2 separate regions of the Mus musculus genome follow, and region 2 is linked to region 1. A link is a loop called in an ENCODE intact Hi-C map of the cell type or tissue named here. Cell type or tissue: heart. All regions are shown on one strand.

Region 1 (8,000 bases):
CTCTTACTGGTAGGGAACCCAATGGTCCACTTTCCACATTTCTTTCCCTAACAAAACCAGTACAGACAGGCAGGCTTCTTTTTCTTGTTTTGAAGGGGTATGGGAACTTTTGAGACATGGTCATGAAGGCTAGCCTTAAACTCATTAAGTATCTAGGGGTGATTTTGTTTCCAGTGCCTTCTGCCTCTACTTCCCAAGGGTGGGACACAGGAGCGCAGGTCTACATCTGGTGTCAAGCTGTCCTTCCTGCCATGCCTACTGCTCTCTTTGTACAACATCGACACACACACACTCTTGCACTGTGCCACAGTGTGCCTGTGGAGGTCAGAGGCCAATTTGGGGGAGTCAGTTCTCTCTTCCCTAGGGATCAAACTCATGTCAATAGGCTGAAAGGCAAGTGCTTTTACCTCCTGAGCCATCTTGTCAGCCTCAAACTTGTTTCTTTCTCAAAATAAAATGCCAGGTATAACTTCATGTTTACTGGCTATAAATCAAGATGAGGAACTATTGCATAATCAGGGGGAAAATCGTGTTGTGATCACTGTGAAGGAAAACAAAAAGCTGCGTAGTGTCTAAGGAATGACAGGACACAGGGGAAAAAACCTTTAAGCCTGCTGAAGATAAATTGTAAGTGAATTTTAAAGCAGCTTAGCATAAGTTATCTGCGGAAAGACAAGGGTGGTTTCTCCGCACACTGCATACTCTCCTGGATTTTTGGGAGGCTTCGGGGATGATTATGGGGTGGGGATGAAGCTTGAGATATAGGCGATGATCTTGTTATATAGCCCGGCTGACTTCTAACTCCCCTATGCAGCCAACAATAGCCCCAACTCCTGATCTCCCTGCCTCTACCTCCCAAGGGTTGTGACCACTGGTCAGTACTACCCTGCCAAGCTTTAAAAGGTAAAGGCACTTGACACCAAGCCTGTTGACTTGGGCTGGAATCCAAGAACCCCTTTTTTTCCTGCACATATACTGTGCTCACAATAAATACATGTTAAAAAATTAAATTGTTTATAACCCTCTATCTCCTTACACGATTCTTAAACATATATACTAATAGGATTCCTTGGGACTCACATATGGCTGAGTCTGTACCCCATGGGATTTCTTTTACATATGTTTGCTTCGTCTTGAGATGGGATTTGCTGTGTGGTCTAGGTTGACCACCTAGATTCTCCTGATGCCACCACTCCAGTGGCTGGGGTTTCGCAATAAGCCCTGCTCTGTTCTGCGTATCTCCTATGCCTCCTCCAACAGCATCCTAAAAGCAATTCACCGCACAAAGGGACAACACCAATGGACTCACTAAATCATATTTTTCCTTTTAATCTGTCTTCTTCCAGGATTATCTGGCATACTTCATGTGTAATTTCCCCTAAACACAACACAACAAAACCAAACAGAGACAAAACCATGTGGCTCTTTGATGTATTAAAAAAAAAAAAAAAACCTCTGCAGTTAGCATCTCTGGGAGGAACCACACCCACTCTCAACCACTGGGTGTTTATCAGGATATACGAGTTGAAAGGCATGAAAATAAAAGTGGAAAGTTCCCTGTAACCAAAACAAAATGCATCACACACTTACATGATCCTTGGTGATACTTTTTGTCAGGTGTACCTTCAGGATTGTACTTATGCAATCTACCAAATGAAAGAGGCTGGTATATATTCTCCTCAGCTGTGGTTATAGGATGATCCAAGGAAGTACAACTTTAATTTTTGTATGAGTAATTAATTTATAGGGTTCAAAAATCTAAAACAAACAAACAAACAAACAAAACAAACAAACAAAAAACACCAAACAGATAAAACGTTTCTCCATCTCTAGACCCCCAGCTCCTTACCTCAAAGGCAAAAGGCACTTCTCCATCTCCCAGGCAGCGGCTAGCAAGATGTGTACAAGCATGTGCATGCTGGCTGGGGGCAGGGGTATGTGTTTTCTTTACACAATGGTAGCACTCTGTGTGCCTCTTCTACATAGACTCTCGGGCACCTGTCCCACTCCGCCATGGTTAGGAAATGTTTCTTCTTAGAGATCTTCCTTGACTAAACTTTCCAACTATCTTTTTTTTTTTTTTTTTTTTTTTGGTTTTTGGAGACAGGGTTTCTCTGTGTAGCCCTGGCTGTACTGGAACTCACTTTGTAGACCAGGTTGGCCTTGAACTCAGAAATCCACCTGCCTCTGCCTCCCGAGTGCTGGGATTAAAGGCGTGTGCCACCAGTGCCCAGCTTATTTTCCAACTTTCTTAAGAACTGTGGAAGAGTTTGAGGTAAACAGATTTATAATTATTCTACAGCAATCAATTCCTATTCTTACTGTACCTTCCACTGCTGTCTTACAGGAATCCCCTAACTTGAGAAGAGGTAGGTACCACGCATGTCCTTTCATAAGTATGACTCGGGGCACCTACTTGGCACACAACTGGTATTCAATAAGTACTCAATATTTAGTGAATGAACCCTACAGCAAAACCCCAAATGTTTAAAGAGAACAGAACAGATTATCAGTGAGGCACAGAGGCTGAGGCAGGAAGATTACCCAGGAATTTAAGGCTACCTGGCTATACAGTAGAATATGGGATAGTCTGGGCCTTTCTCAAAGAAATATAACAGGGGCCAATGTGATGGCTCAGAAGCTAAAGGTGTTTCCATCCAAGTCTGATGATCTGGGTTTGAGACCCAGGACTCACGTGGTGGAAAGACAAAACTGGTTTCTATGAGTTGACTTCTGGCTACATACGTGTTGTGGCATGCTCCATCCCCATAAACAAACAAACAAATCCACAGTAAGCAGACAAGCCAAACAAGCTGCTCACACTTCTAATGAGCCCCTTCCTACATGTCAGTGTTTACCTGATTGGCCCCACAACTATAGAGTTATCTGAGACCTACGACACTGGTTACCCTGTCTACATCACAATTAATGATGTCCTCAGAGAGTCAATCTCCATGAGAAAAATAGAACAACAACTTTACATAGGATTTGTTTCAGTTATTGCATTCCAAAGAGAAAATGAGCATGTAATGTGATTTCTGGGGGGAAAGAGGGTTTGGGAGGGGTGTTGGTTTGTTTTTGTCAACTTGACACAAGCTACAGTCATCTGAGATGAGGGGACCTCAATGGAGGAAAGGCCTTTATTAGACTGGCAAGCCAGTGAAGCCTCTTCCTAATTGATGACTGACGTGGGAGGGCCCAGACCACCGTGGGCAGTACCACCCTGGACAGTACCACCATGGGCAGTACCACCCTGGACAGTACCACCATGGGCAGTACCACCCTGGACAGTACCACCGTGGGCAGTACCACCGTGGGCAGTACCACCGTGGGCAGTACCACCGTGGGCAGTACCACCGTGGACAGTACCACCCTGGACAGTACCACCAAGGGCAGTACCACCCTGGGCAGTACCACCCTGGACAGTACCACCCTGGACAGTACCACTGTGGGCAGTACCACCCTGGGTGTGTGGTCCTGGGTGCGCAGGAAAGCAAACTGAACAGGCCATGCAGAATAAACCATTAGGCAGCATTACTCAATGGTTTCTGCTTCAGTTCCTGCCTCCAGGTTCCTGTCTTGGCTTCTCTCAGTGGACTGTGATATGTAAGTCAAATAAACCCTTTTCTCCATAGTTGCATATTGCCATGGTCTTTATTACAACTAGGCAGGAGGTCAGATCATGGCTGAAGAGACTGGAGTGGAAATTTGATTTAGTAAGAAGCTTTGTGTTTAATATATCTAGAGGATCCAGGGAAATTAACCGAGAGAGTATTTCAAATGAACCTTACTCCCTAAGGAACCCAACCACTGACCATCCTCAAATCGCACATGAACTGATATTTTTTTATACATGTACTGCCACCTACAGGACACGCAGGAATTAGGATGCTCGGGTACAGTGTACAGTGTGGGAGGGTGTGAAATGGAAAGCTGGCATATGACAGCCTGAAGTCCTCATGGTCATTTACTAACTTATCTTAACAGTATTTATTTTTCTGTCCCCCCCCCCAGGGGGCATTACTATATAGCTCAGGACATCTGATCCTCCTGCCTTTGTCTTTTATACTTGTTTAAAAATACCTACATTTAGAGGCTAGCCTGGGCTACATTGTAAGACCATCTCAAAACCCAAACCAAACCAACCCCCAACTTTCCTGTAATTCCAGCACACTGGCGGCAGAGGCAACAAGTCTGCTGTGCTCTAAGGCCAGCCTGGTCTATTACTATGAGTTTCGTGCCAGCTAGAAGAACACAAGGCCTTGACTCTAAAAACATACAAAAACCCCAAAGCCAAAATCTGAACAAAAGTATTCAAGGTTACACTGTGTCTACTTACCCTCAGCAAGGAAAGGCCTTGATAGAACAGACTGGTTACTATCAGTAAACAGAACTAGTGCAAAGGCAGCATTTAGAGTCCTAAGTTGTGCCAGGCAATGAGAAGCTGGGGGAAGTATAAAGGGGCCCTGCTGCTCAGGGAGAGAGGACAGAGAAGGAGGAAGAGCCTGAAGCTCACAGACATGCTTGGCTCCCAGGTGCACACTGCAGGAACCTGTAAGAACACCCCAGGTCTCAGGCAGCGTCACGCTCCCAAGGATACCCCATACCAGTGTGTTAAACTGCTATACACTGTCTGATGCATAACTAAGAGGAATCCATTACAATGACTTCTTAAAATTTGTTAAACAAGATCTACCCGCCATAGTTCAAGTGTTTATTTAAGGCACATCTTTCCTAGGCTGTTGGCTCACACCTAGATCCTCAACAGGCCAAGGGAGACAGCTTGCTGAGAGTTTACGGAAGGTCTGAGCTGAGACTGAGCCTCCATTTAAAAACAAAACAAAATCAGACAAAAGTCAACTCAGTACTTTGAAGGTGTCTGGATGGATGCACACGGTGTGAGAATAGCATGTAGCGTTTACATTTTCCTGTTTCCTAAGGAGCTCTGGTCTGTCCTCCCCAGGATTTCTAACTCTGCCTGCACAGTGCTGGTTACAATCCCTGCACCTGGGGACAGTCTGCTTGCTTAGGTTCCTTACGTGCTAAATTTCTCCAAATTTGCTCAGCCTTTGTGGAAATGAGAGGCAAGAGGGGCTGTCTCACTACCTACATTATATGTATGACAGTAAACACTGATGACGTAGGTGCCAAAGTCTAACATTATCTCAATCAATCAATCAATCAATAAATAAATAAGAAAGAGCTTCCCTCCACAGAGACAAGAAGTATACTCAATAATGAACACGGTGGAGTCTTCTAATACTGCACCTGTACAGGCCTCTGGCTTCGTTCCCAGTTCAACAGGCTCTACAACAAACAGGCTTAATAAGGAAAGTAAACTTGCAAAGTTTATACAAGGGGGCAAATGTCACCGATACTCATGACACTGGAGAGTGATGTTCTATTCTAATGATGTAGATTTCCTAATACAGATTGCAGAACAGATAGATACACACAGTATACCGTGGGGGAGGAAACAGCCCCTCTCCCAGCACCAGGGAGAGCTTTCATTCCGGTAAAAGCCAAGCACCTGGTAAACTGATACCATATCGGCAATTTCATTTCTCAGAAAGCTGCTCAAACAACAAAGAGAAAGTCTGCTCAGAGGACGTCAGGACTGACGGAGGAAACTGGAGGTGCTGAGGAACAATAGAGCTTTAAATCAAGTGTGTTTGTTAGTTTGGCCTTTGCAACAGTAAAGGAAGGGACTGTGGTAATGGAGAATCCTAGACCCAACAGGATAGGTTTCACAGTACTCAAAGACAATTTGTGCACAATTTGTTTTAACTTTAAGATCTTGTAAGCTATCACATTTGTTCATTTTTCTACATATGCATGCATGTATGTGGAGCGGTATGTGTGTGTGTGTGTGTGTGTGTGTGTGTGTGTGTGGCCATCGGTGTGCATGTGAAGGTCAGAGTCCGACTGTAGAGAGTCAGTGCTCTTCTTCCACTAGGTAGGACCTGGGGTCAGAGCTCAGGTCATCCGGCTTGGCAGCAAATGACTTTACCTGCTGAGCCGTCTTAATAGCCTGGGGATAAGTGTAATTTGTTATTCCCAGAAACTCAAAACAGATGGAAAATGAAGCATTAAATATAAAAGTAGGGAGTTGGAGAGTGAAGAGCACTTGCTGCTCTTGTATATGACCCAGGTTCCATTCCCAGTACCACATGGTAACTCCTCACAACCATCTGTACCTCCAGTCCCAGGAGATCTGATGCCTTCTTCTGGCCTCCATGGGTACCAGGCACGCACATAGTGCACAGACATACACGCAGGCAAACACCCATACACATAAAATAGTAACTCACAAATACTTTTTAAAGACCTTCCTACTTTCCCCTACTCACCTAAATCTAAACAAACAAACCAAGGCTGGGGGTGGGGCTTAGTTGGAGAATGCCTGCCTAGCATGCATGTAGCCCTTGGGCTTCATGCTCAGCATCACATAACAACTTGGTATGGTGGTACATGCTTATGCCAGTACTCACTAGGTGGAGACAGGAATGTCAGAAGTTCAAGGCCAGCCTCATCCACTTAGTGAGTTCAAGGACAATTTGAGCTACATGAGATCCTGACTCAAAAAACCAAATCCAAACCATAACTAACCAACTAACTAACAACTAAGTAACTAACAAAATACTGTATTTTTGGTAAGGGGAAAGGGGGCTTCAATGGAACACACTTTTCTATTCCTTAGTGAACTTCTCTGAGCCTGGGGACTCACACATACAATCATGCAGTCCTTAAAAAAGGGAGAATGGGAGTCAGAAGATACATAAACATAGCTGCAGTTCTCAAAGAAGAGGGACATATGGCTCTTGAGTATGAGAACATCAGCTCAGACCACAGAGGGCTAGGGAGTTGAACCATCACCAAGAGTATGCCACAGACACAGCCCCTTGCCATAATAGGACCCTAGGCAGCTTGGCACTAGAACTTCATGTGCTACACACACATCTGCTGATGGCCTCACCAGGACACTGAGCTCCACTCAGTTACAGAAGGGGCTGACGAGCTAGATGCTCAGTGGATAAAGCACTGGCTTCTAGGGTTTCGCTTCTACCCAGGCACACAGAAACGTGTGTGTGTGTGTGTGTGTGTGTGTGTGTGTGTGTGTGTGTGTGTGTAAGTTGAGGGTTAAGGCGGTCATCTACTGTCTGATGTGCTCTGACCTGCAGAAGCATGCCTTCTCCACTACAAAGCAAGTGGAACACAGGCTTCATGCAATGCCGAGAGATTCAGAGGTGGAGTCTACGTTGTCAGACGGCTCCATTACTTTCGGTCTCACATATATCCCACGCTGGCCTTAAACTCACATAGCAGAGCGTGACTTTGAACTCCTGATTCTTCTTCCACCTCCAGTGCTGGGATGACAAGCTTGTACTACCACACCCAGTTTATATGGTGCTTGCTTGGCAAGCCCTCTGCTGAGCGACATCTGCAGCCCCATGCCACTGCCTTACTATTAAAAAAAAAAAAAAACAAACAAACAGGGGCAACCTAAATTTTGGACAGTAGGGAAGCAGTTCTTACTCATTCAGGATGGTTTCCAAAATATTTAATTCTGTAGAAGAGACCTTATCAGATGAAAGACAAAACCAAAACTAAACCAAGCTGTATGTTTAGATATATATTGTCTAATGGAGAGTGAGAAGGCAGGCATAATGCATCCTGTAGCCTCCATCTCAAAGGGAAAAAGAAGTGGACCAGAGATGGGGGTCCCAGCGCTTAGGTATCAGAGGCAGGAGGATCAGGAGTTCAAAGTCATCTCAGGTATATTCTGAATTTGGGGTCAACCAAAGCTATTCGAGATTTTATCTAAAAGACAAACAAAGCGGAAATACAGGATGGAGAGATGGCTCAGGGGTCAGAAACACTTGCTGCAACTCCATAGGGCCTGAGTTCAGATCCCAGCACCCTGGCTCCCAACTGTCTGTAAACTCTAGCTCCAGCGCCTCTGTCTTCTGAGGGGACCCACACTCACCTACACATACTCA
Region 2 (8,000 bases), 83 kb before region 1:
AACAGCAACACAAGACAGAGGAAGAAGGAGAGAGAGAGAGAGAGAGACAGAGACAGACAGAGAGAGAGAGAGAGAGAGAGAGAGAGAAGACCTGGCAGTGTTGGTGCACACCTTTAATCCCAGCACTCGGGAGGCAGAGGCAGGAGGATTTCTGAGTTTGAGGCCAGCCTGGTCTACAGAGTGAGTTCCAGGACAGCCAGGGCTACACAGAGAAACAGAGAAACCATGTCTCGAAAAAACAAAAAAAAAGAAAGAGAGAGAGAGAGAAAAGAAGAAGAAGGAGGGGGGAGGGGGAGGAGGAGGAAGGACGGACGGACAGAAGGAAGATCCAAAAACTCCAGCTCTAGAGTAAAGCAGAATATGATCAAGAGTACAAGGCCTGCCAGGATGGGTGGGCGTGTGCCCTCGAATCCCAGCACTCACAAGGCTGAGGTGGGAAGAGTTTGAGGCCAGTCAGAGCTGCATAGCAAGACCTCTCTCAAAGACACACACACACACACACACACATACACACACATGAACTCTGGCAATCGCATGTGTATGCACTGCAGGACTACAGGACAAACAAAAGAAGGTGTCTTAGTTTTGAGGCAGGGGAGTACAGCACAGTGTTGGAGTCGCTTTTCGAATTCACAAAGGCCCTGGTTTACTCCCAGCAGCACACGCACATGTACAGACGCACGTGCACAGACACAAACAGAAGCCCCTAGGCTTCTGTAGCCTGCTCTGTCCTAGATCTTAAACAGATGGTGGAGACAGGGTGAGGAGAGCCTGTCTGTGTATCCACCTCAATGTCCTTCACGGGGCTGGACAGGAGACTTGTCCTAGGAGTTACTGACCTGTACCTGTTTGTCAGTGTCCTTTGTAGGAAGAGAGATTTGACCCTCCCCAGCTGTATCCTAACTCCTACCTGCAGCCTTTCACCCCTTAACAGGGGCCTTGAGAATTAGGTAGGGTCCTGTCCCAGATCCATCACACTTAGCTGAATAAATTTAGCCACATAATGCCTACCAGCAGGAGGCAAATTCTACTTTTCAGGAGTTAGGTGAAGTTGCTCTGGCTTGTCTCTTGTTAGGTCTATAGCTTCAAGAGCACATGAGGATGGCTTCATGTCTCTACCTGTCATTGTGTTCTGATGAGCAGTCTCAGGCCATCTGAGAGAGCCACGGGTGAAATGCCCACATCTTTATGGACCTCCAAGGAGCCTCTCACCCCCTTGTTGGGTACAGTGAAGGTATGAACCTTTGTGTTTGGATCTGGCTAAGACAATGCACCAACTGTTGGGATTTTGCAACTGAGAGCTGCACATTATGTAACACACCCTGCCCGACAACACAGGGACAACACAGGACTCGAGGTCACTCACGAATTTCAAATGGGCCTGGTTTGGAATTGATACATCACCTGTGTGACCTTAGGCCACTCATTAATTTCTTTGAGGCCCAGAATCCCATCTGTAAGGCGAGAAAACATCTATCTCACAGGATTGCCACTGAGAAGTAGGGAGTGCTTATACTCAGCACTAACTCAAGGGCCAGGTATGTCATAGACGCTCAATGTGTGTTGCTCCCGCCTGGCCTCAATTAGGAGTAGCCCAGCAAATTCCATTCCTCTCAGAGTGGTCATGGTCTAATTAAGGGAGACAAAAACAGCAGGAGCAGAAAGCAGCCAGGAAAGCAGACATATTCCATTCAGACCGTCACCCAGGCTAAGGAGTGACTGGGGAAGGCTGGGAAGCATAGACAGCGATGAGACCCGAGGAGATGATCCTCCTGCAATCCGGACACTCTGGAGCCCGAAGAAGACCACCAGGAGTTCAAGGCTAGCTGGGGATAGAGTGAGATCCTACTCCAAACAGCAGTAACCCCAAAAGACTGCTGAGAGGAGACTGACATCAGCCATTGTTTAACCACCTCCCTCTCCCTCTCTGCTCTGAAATGGTGACTGTAGGACACTTACATCCCAGTCATATGCCATGTGGGCTCATAGTGGTGAGGCTTCCCGGTACCTGGTCCGGAGCCCCCCCACCCCCTTTCGTCCTTTATTTCCTCCCTTCTTTCTCCCCCAGCTGGCTTTCTTGCCAGGGTCTCATGTAGCCCAGGTTAGCCTTCAATTTACTATACAGCCAAGGACAGCCTTGACTTTCCTACCCTCACTCCCCAGGTGCTGGGATTACACCATGGACCTAGGCACAAGTCTGAAAACTCAGGTTCCAGGGGTCTCAGTCTGCTGTGACCATAAGGCCCACATGAGGGGACAGTTCTCAGATAGCCACCCCTGCTCTACACTGGACAAGGAGTTTAACTTAAGTAAACAGATTTAAAAAAAAAAAAAAAGAAAAAAGAAAAAAAAACTATTTGTTTATTTTTATTTTCTGTGTATGGGTGTGTGCTGGACACCCAAGGCAGACCGTCTGGAGGAGCATCAAAGGCTCTAACCACTGTACCACCTCTCCAGCTCCACATAAACTTTAACATATAAGCAACATTAACTTGGAACTGGTTTCAGAGGACCCAGTTTCAATTCCCAGCACCCATAAGGCCACCCACAACTGTCTGTAACTCCAGTTCCAGGGGATCCAACACCCTATATGTCAACAGACATACATTCAGGCAAAACACCAAAGCACATAGAAAAATAATAAACAAATTATTTAAAATCGTTTTTAAAAAAATTGACGTTAGCTTTAATACATACAAAAATGTAATGCATATAAAGCATTTGTACATAAAGACCACTGAGCATTTGAAGGTTTGGCAAGGTCTTTCCTGGGGTTGAGCTTGGCTCCCTGGTCCCTTAGACACAGGCCGAATGGCATCAGGATGCCTGCAGAGGGGCACTGAAGGGCTCAGGACCCGCCCCGCCCTCCCTCTTCAGTATCAGAACTCCTCCCTCCCCTGTCTCCTCAGAGACAGAGGCATGTTGCCTGGGAACCCCACAGCAGATTTGCATTATTTTGCGGCAACACACTTCCTGGAGGGGATTTTTCTAAGAACTGAGAGCAAGCCAGGGAAAAAGCCAAGGAAACAGCAGAGGAGGCCAGGTGGAAAGAGGCCTGAGCAGGGGTGAAGAGAAGGCTGCGAGGGTCTAAAGCTACAGCTGAGGGGCACCCGAGGACCTGAACCCCTCCTCCACCCTTCCAGTTTGTAGCACGGGAGCCTGGGTCCTGAGCGAACCTTGGTATTTCCTGAGCCCTCCCCTCAGTCCTGCAGGGGAGCTGGCCAATGCAAGATGATGTCAGGAGCCAGATTCCCTAAGGTGCGGCCAGCCAGCCAGGCTGCCGAATAAAATGAACAATCCCCACGACACTCTTGCATCTGCGGCGGTAGCCAGCGCTTTGCCCCTTTCTTGGACCCACCTGAGGGTCAGAGGTCAGTGGGTGAAACAGCAGAGAAACGAAGCACTGAAGGCCCAAACTCCGGTCTAGTTTGCTCCTGTTTCTCCATCCTGACTGTAGGCTATGATCTGCGGGGAGGTGGAGGGCTCAGAAAGGAATCTGGAAATGAGGGGAGACAGATTTTTTTCTGCATATGAAAAAGTCCTATGAAAAGGACGGCAAGCTGAGGCTCTGAAGCTCAGGTCTGTCCAGCCTACAGCACAGGATTTACTTCTCAGCACGTGGCGTGTGCTGATTCTCAGGAGCCGCATGCGCAAGTGACACTCTGTTCTGTCCGGTGCACTAAGGCATGCGGTTCCGAAGATTGTGTTTTCTGCTCTTTCTTTGTGATAAACTGTTTTGATTTCAAAGCATTCCCTTACCAAAAAAAAAAAAAAAAAAAAAAAAAAAAATCCTAAAGGCAGGGTGGCACACGCCTTTAATCCCAACAAGGAAGGCAGAGGCCAGCCTGATCTATACAGAGTTCCAGGGCAACCAGTCCTACATAGAAAGAGACCATGTTTCAAAAAACAAAACAAAAGATCCTAAAACATACAAACAACTCTTCCAGAAGGCTCAAGTTCTTTCTGACCCCAACACCACTTTCGGCCCCTCACAACCACTGATAATCCTAGCCCCAGGGAATCTGATACCCTCTTCTGGCCTCTTCCTGCGTGTCACCTACACACATGTGACATACAAACAAAGAAATAAATCTTAAGTAGAGCAAACAGCACTCTGGTAGTATATTAAGATTTCAAACATAGCAACTGTTACAGGTCAGATGTGCACATGTCCTTGCTGACTGATGGCACTGTGTCGGTAAAGGGCCTTGAGACAGAACCGTCACTGGGCACCTGCCGTGAGCTGGGCAGGTTCACACCAGGTTTATAGCCCAGTCTTGGCAGATAAGGGCCTTGCCGGTAGGAGGCACGATCTGTGTGAGAGAAAGGGTCCTCACTGGGTTCGGAGGTGTCATACAGAACAAACTGGACAGGTGGCTGGAGTTGCTGTCCCAGAGCCCTGACACATTTGGGTGTTTTCTATGCAGAGAAGGCGCCCATTCAGGGTCCCCACGCCCCAGGAAGAGAAGAAGAATCCAGGTGTCAGGAGTGTCCTCGGGATACTTGGCTGGGAGCCCAGCAGCCAAGTTACCAGGTCCAGGAAGCCTTCCTCCATCCATGGGGCCCAGTCAGGGGGCAGGAAGGAAGCTGTGTAAGAGAGGGTTTCCCCATCCCAAGGCCGATAATCCTCCTGACTCCAATAACCTGATAAGCAAGTTGGCTTGTGAGCTGGCCTGCGGTTCTCTATAGGTGACAAAAGTCATCATGAGGTTGCAAAATCTCTTGCACAATCTAGGCTCCAAGCGGCCATACCTTCCTATTGGGATATGGAGAGTTGGAAGAGCTAGGCTGTCTCGAAGAGGCTGGCAAACTTCACTGGCTTCTGAGAGTAACTGCAGGTCATCAAATGAGTTTGTTTCCCAGTGGCTACCTCTCTGTCCTCTAAGGCCTCCTTAACAGACCTTCTTTCTCCAGGGGGCATTGACCCACACACCCATCATCTTCTCCATGGCAACAGGCTGGGGTGAGGAGCCCTGGGGAAGGCAGGCTCTCAGTGCAGGTCAGGGACCTAACAGCTCTGCTCTGTGAGGGTCCAGCTGAACCAGGACCAGCGGGGCTTCGAGGACTCTGTATACCCCAGAACAAAAAGGGAGTGAGAGACAACCCTAAATCCAGGGCCCCTCTCAGCTTGCTTCCTGGTGTGCTCTCTCAGGAAGAAACAGTTCTCCTCAGGTGAGGCCAGAGGCTCGCCCCCTCCACACCCTGAAAAAAGGGCCTCATATATCCCGAACAAATTAGTGATGGGGGTGGGGGGGGGCAGAATATCTTTAAAAAGGTGGGAAGTTCACTCCCTGGCTGAAGAAACCATGTATAGATATACAGGGCCATGTCTGCTTGCTCAGGTATGGAACCAGTGGGGAGGGGGACTGATAGGAACAGCCAGGGTTTCTGCTTTGGATATGAAAATATTCTCAGGAAATCACATTTTAGAAGTTTAGGATGCCATGGACACTTGAAAGCAGCTCTAAAACAGTGATGTATCCTTTTGTTTAAAACATAGCGTGGAGTCGCCCAAGCTAGCCTCCAGATATGGTGAGGCTAACCTTGAACTTTGGCCCCTTCTATCTCCACTTTCCAAGTGCCGGGTTATAAGCATGCAGTAGCATGCTTGGTTTGTGTGGGGCTCAGGATCAAACCCAGGACTTCATGCATTGCCAGGCAAGCACTCCACCAACGAGCTACATCCCCAGCCCTAGCCGGCGTTCTCTCTAGCACAGTACATGCACTGTCTCAGGTCAGGTGTGGTGGCAAACATCTTTAATCCAGCACCCTGGAAACCAGTCTGATCGACCAAGTTTCAGGCCAGCCATGGCTGCACAGAGAGACTCTGTCTAATTTCTGGCTTCACTCTGTGAACAGGCTCTTCACCGTTCCCAGCCTCTCTCTGGAGTCGGGGGTGGAGGGTGGGCAAGTGTCAGAACTAGGATTCATATGCCTTTTCTTTGATAAGGTCTCAGGCTGACCTCAAACTCAGGGTGGTTCCAACTTCTAGGAATATGGTGCGCACCGCCATACCTGCTTCATGGGCTGTTTCCCCACTGGGGTGGGGGGAGCAGCAGCTCCCTCACTTTGTGCAAGAAAACCTGAAACTGGAGGTTTTCACAAATGAAAAGTCAGTTGAGCATCCTTAGCTCTACCTGAGAAGCTTGCGCTGAAGAAACTGCCTACTTCACAGTGACCATGAAATATACTGCATAGGAAAGCAGGATTCCCCACTTCACAGAGACAGTCAATTTGTGTACACTGAGCCGGGTGTGGTGACGCACGCCTTTAATCCCAGCACTCGGAAGGCAGAGGCAGGCGGATCTCTGAGTTCGAGGCCAGCCTGGTCTACAGAGTGAGTTCCAGGACAGCCAGGGCTATACAGAGAAACCCTGTCTCAAACAAAACAAAACAAAACAAAACAAAACAAAACAAAACAAAACGGAGGAGGAGTGGGAGGAGTGGGAGGAGGAGGAGGAGGAGGAGGAGGAGGAGGAGGAGGAGGAGGAGGAGGAGGAGACAAGGTCCCAGACAAGATCATCACATGGTTTGTGGCAGGAAGGACTTGGTCTCAGGGACCAAAGGCTGCAGGTCCCTGGGGTTGTCCCTGACAGAGCCTGTCTAGAAGCAGGCCAGGAGGCTAGTTTGGCCCACATATCATGTCTAATTTGCATCTACAAAGGTCCAAATTCCCACCCTGCTGGAAGCAGCCAGGACTCAATGCTGGCACACCTGGTCTCAGAGATGGTTTCCTCAATGAGAGAGGAAGGGCCTCAGCTCTCTGCCCCGGAGAGATTCAGCCTGTCTTGCCTTGACCATCACTAAAACTAAAGTTATGCTTGCTGGTGATCAGTGTGAAATGGTTTCTTCTTTCTTTCTTTCTTTCTTTCTTTCTTTCTTTCTTTCTTTCTTTCTTTCTTCCTTCCTTCCTTCCTTCCTTCCTTCCTTTCTTCCTTTCTCTCTTTCTCTCTCTTTCTTCTTCTTCCTCTCCTCCTCCTCCTTCTTCTAGATTATTTAATTTTATTTTCTAAGTATGAGTATTTTGTCTAGATATATGTATATGCACCATGTGTTCCTGGTGCCCTTGAAAGTCAGAAGAAGGCATTAGATCTCCTCATTGGATTTTCAGATGACTGTGAGCCATAATGTGGTGCTGGGACACAAACATGTTTCCTAAACTGAGGAGAGATGGAATCCCACGGCCTCTGATCAGCCTCTTCCCTGGCTCCCTCTGCTTGTTTCTTTTTTAATTTTTATTTTTACACAGTCTCACATGGCCCAGGCTGGCCTCAGACTTCTTATATAGCTGAAGATGCCCTTGAACTCCTGATCCTCCTGTGTCTGTTGCTCAAGTAGGTATATGGCATCATGCCCAGCCCCTGGCCACTTTTTCTAGAAAAAGTGCATTTTCTAGAGTTGTTCCTAACAGAGAGGGTACAGAGAAGCAAGCAGTCTCCTTAGGTCACCCAGCAGTGGAAGGACTCTATGGCTTTTCTCCTTGGGCAAGCAGACTACTTTCTTTAGAGGGGGTAAACTTGCCTGTCCCACAGCTCTTGCCACTTCAGAAATAACACAGGTTGGGGTGGGTGTCAGGTGTGTGTGCAAATATACACGTTCAGGCAATGGGCTCATACATATAAAAACAAACTCATCTAAAATGGTTTTTTTTTTTTTTTTTTTTTTTGCTTAACGCTGATATTGAAAGAGAAACTCTCTTCTTCCCTCTTGTTGAAGACTCGCATGAACTCCCAGAAACAAGGGCCAGCTAAGCCTCCAGAGGCTGCCTGGTTGTACTGTGGTGGTAGCTGTGGACAAGATACCTAAATCCAGTCAGTAACTGCTCCGGGCTTCTCTCCCTGGAAAACCCCTGTGAGGGTGATTGAGCCCTCTGAGGCTGTCAGCAGGGCCTCCCCGCAGAGCACTGGTTCTCTGCCCAGGCAAACCAGGTTTTTCCTGTTCTGCTGTTTTGTTGTCATCCTCATTCCAGTCCCAGCAAGGGCTAATCACTGCAGCACGGT

The links. Peaks named below come from ENCODE experiments on the same cell type or tissue, not always from the same donor. Only the 100,000 strongest peaks of a DNase experiment are listed, where the experiment ranks them.
Region 2: a loop joins it to region 1, with 2.0 times the contacts of the local background. A loop is called at or near these places in 3 of 42 quality-filtered maps.

Annotation. Positions count from the first base shown.
Region 1 is chr12:55,350,983-55,358,982 of GRCm38, reverse strand. The region is part of intron 4 of Prorp (protein only RNase P catalytic subunit); the gene reads right to left. Among named protein-coding and RNA genes, the nearest start is that of Psma6, 44 kb to the left of the region's middle. In heart, a CTCF peak has its summit at 3,873 (motif pointing left); no DNase peak of the experiment used is centred here.
Region 2 is chr12:55,433,923-55,441,922 of GRCm38, reverse strand. No RefSeq gene overlaps it. Among named protein-coding and RNA genes, the nearest start is that of Gm36571, 5.3 kb to the right of the region's middle. In heart, no CTCF peak of the experiment used is centred here; DNase peaks (open chromatin) are centred at 3,091 and 4,482; H3K4me3 peaks cover 829 bases; H3K27ac peaks cover 2,531 bases.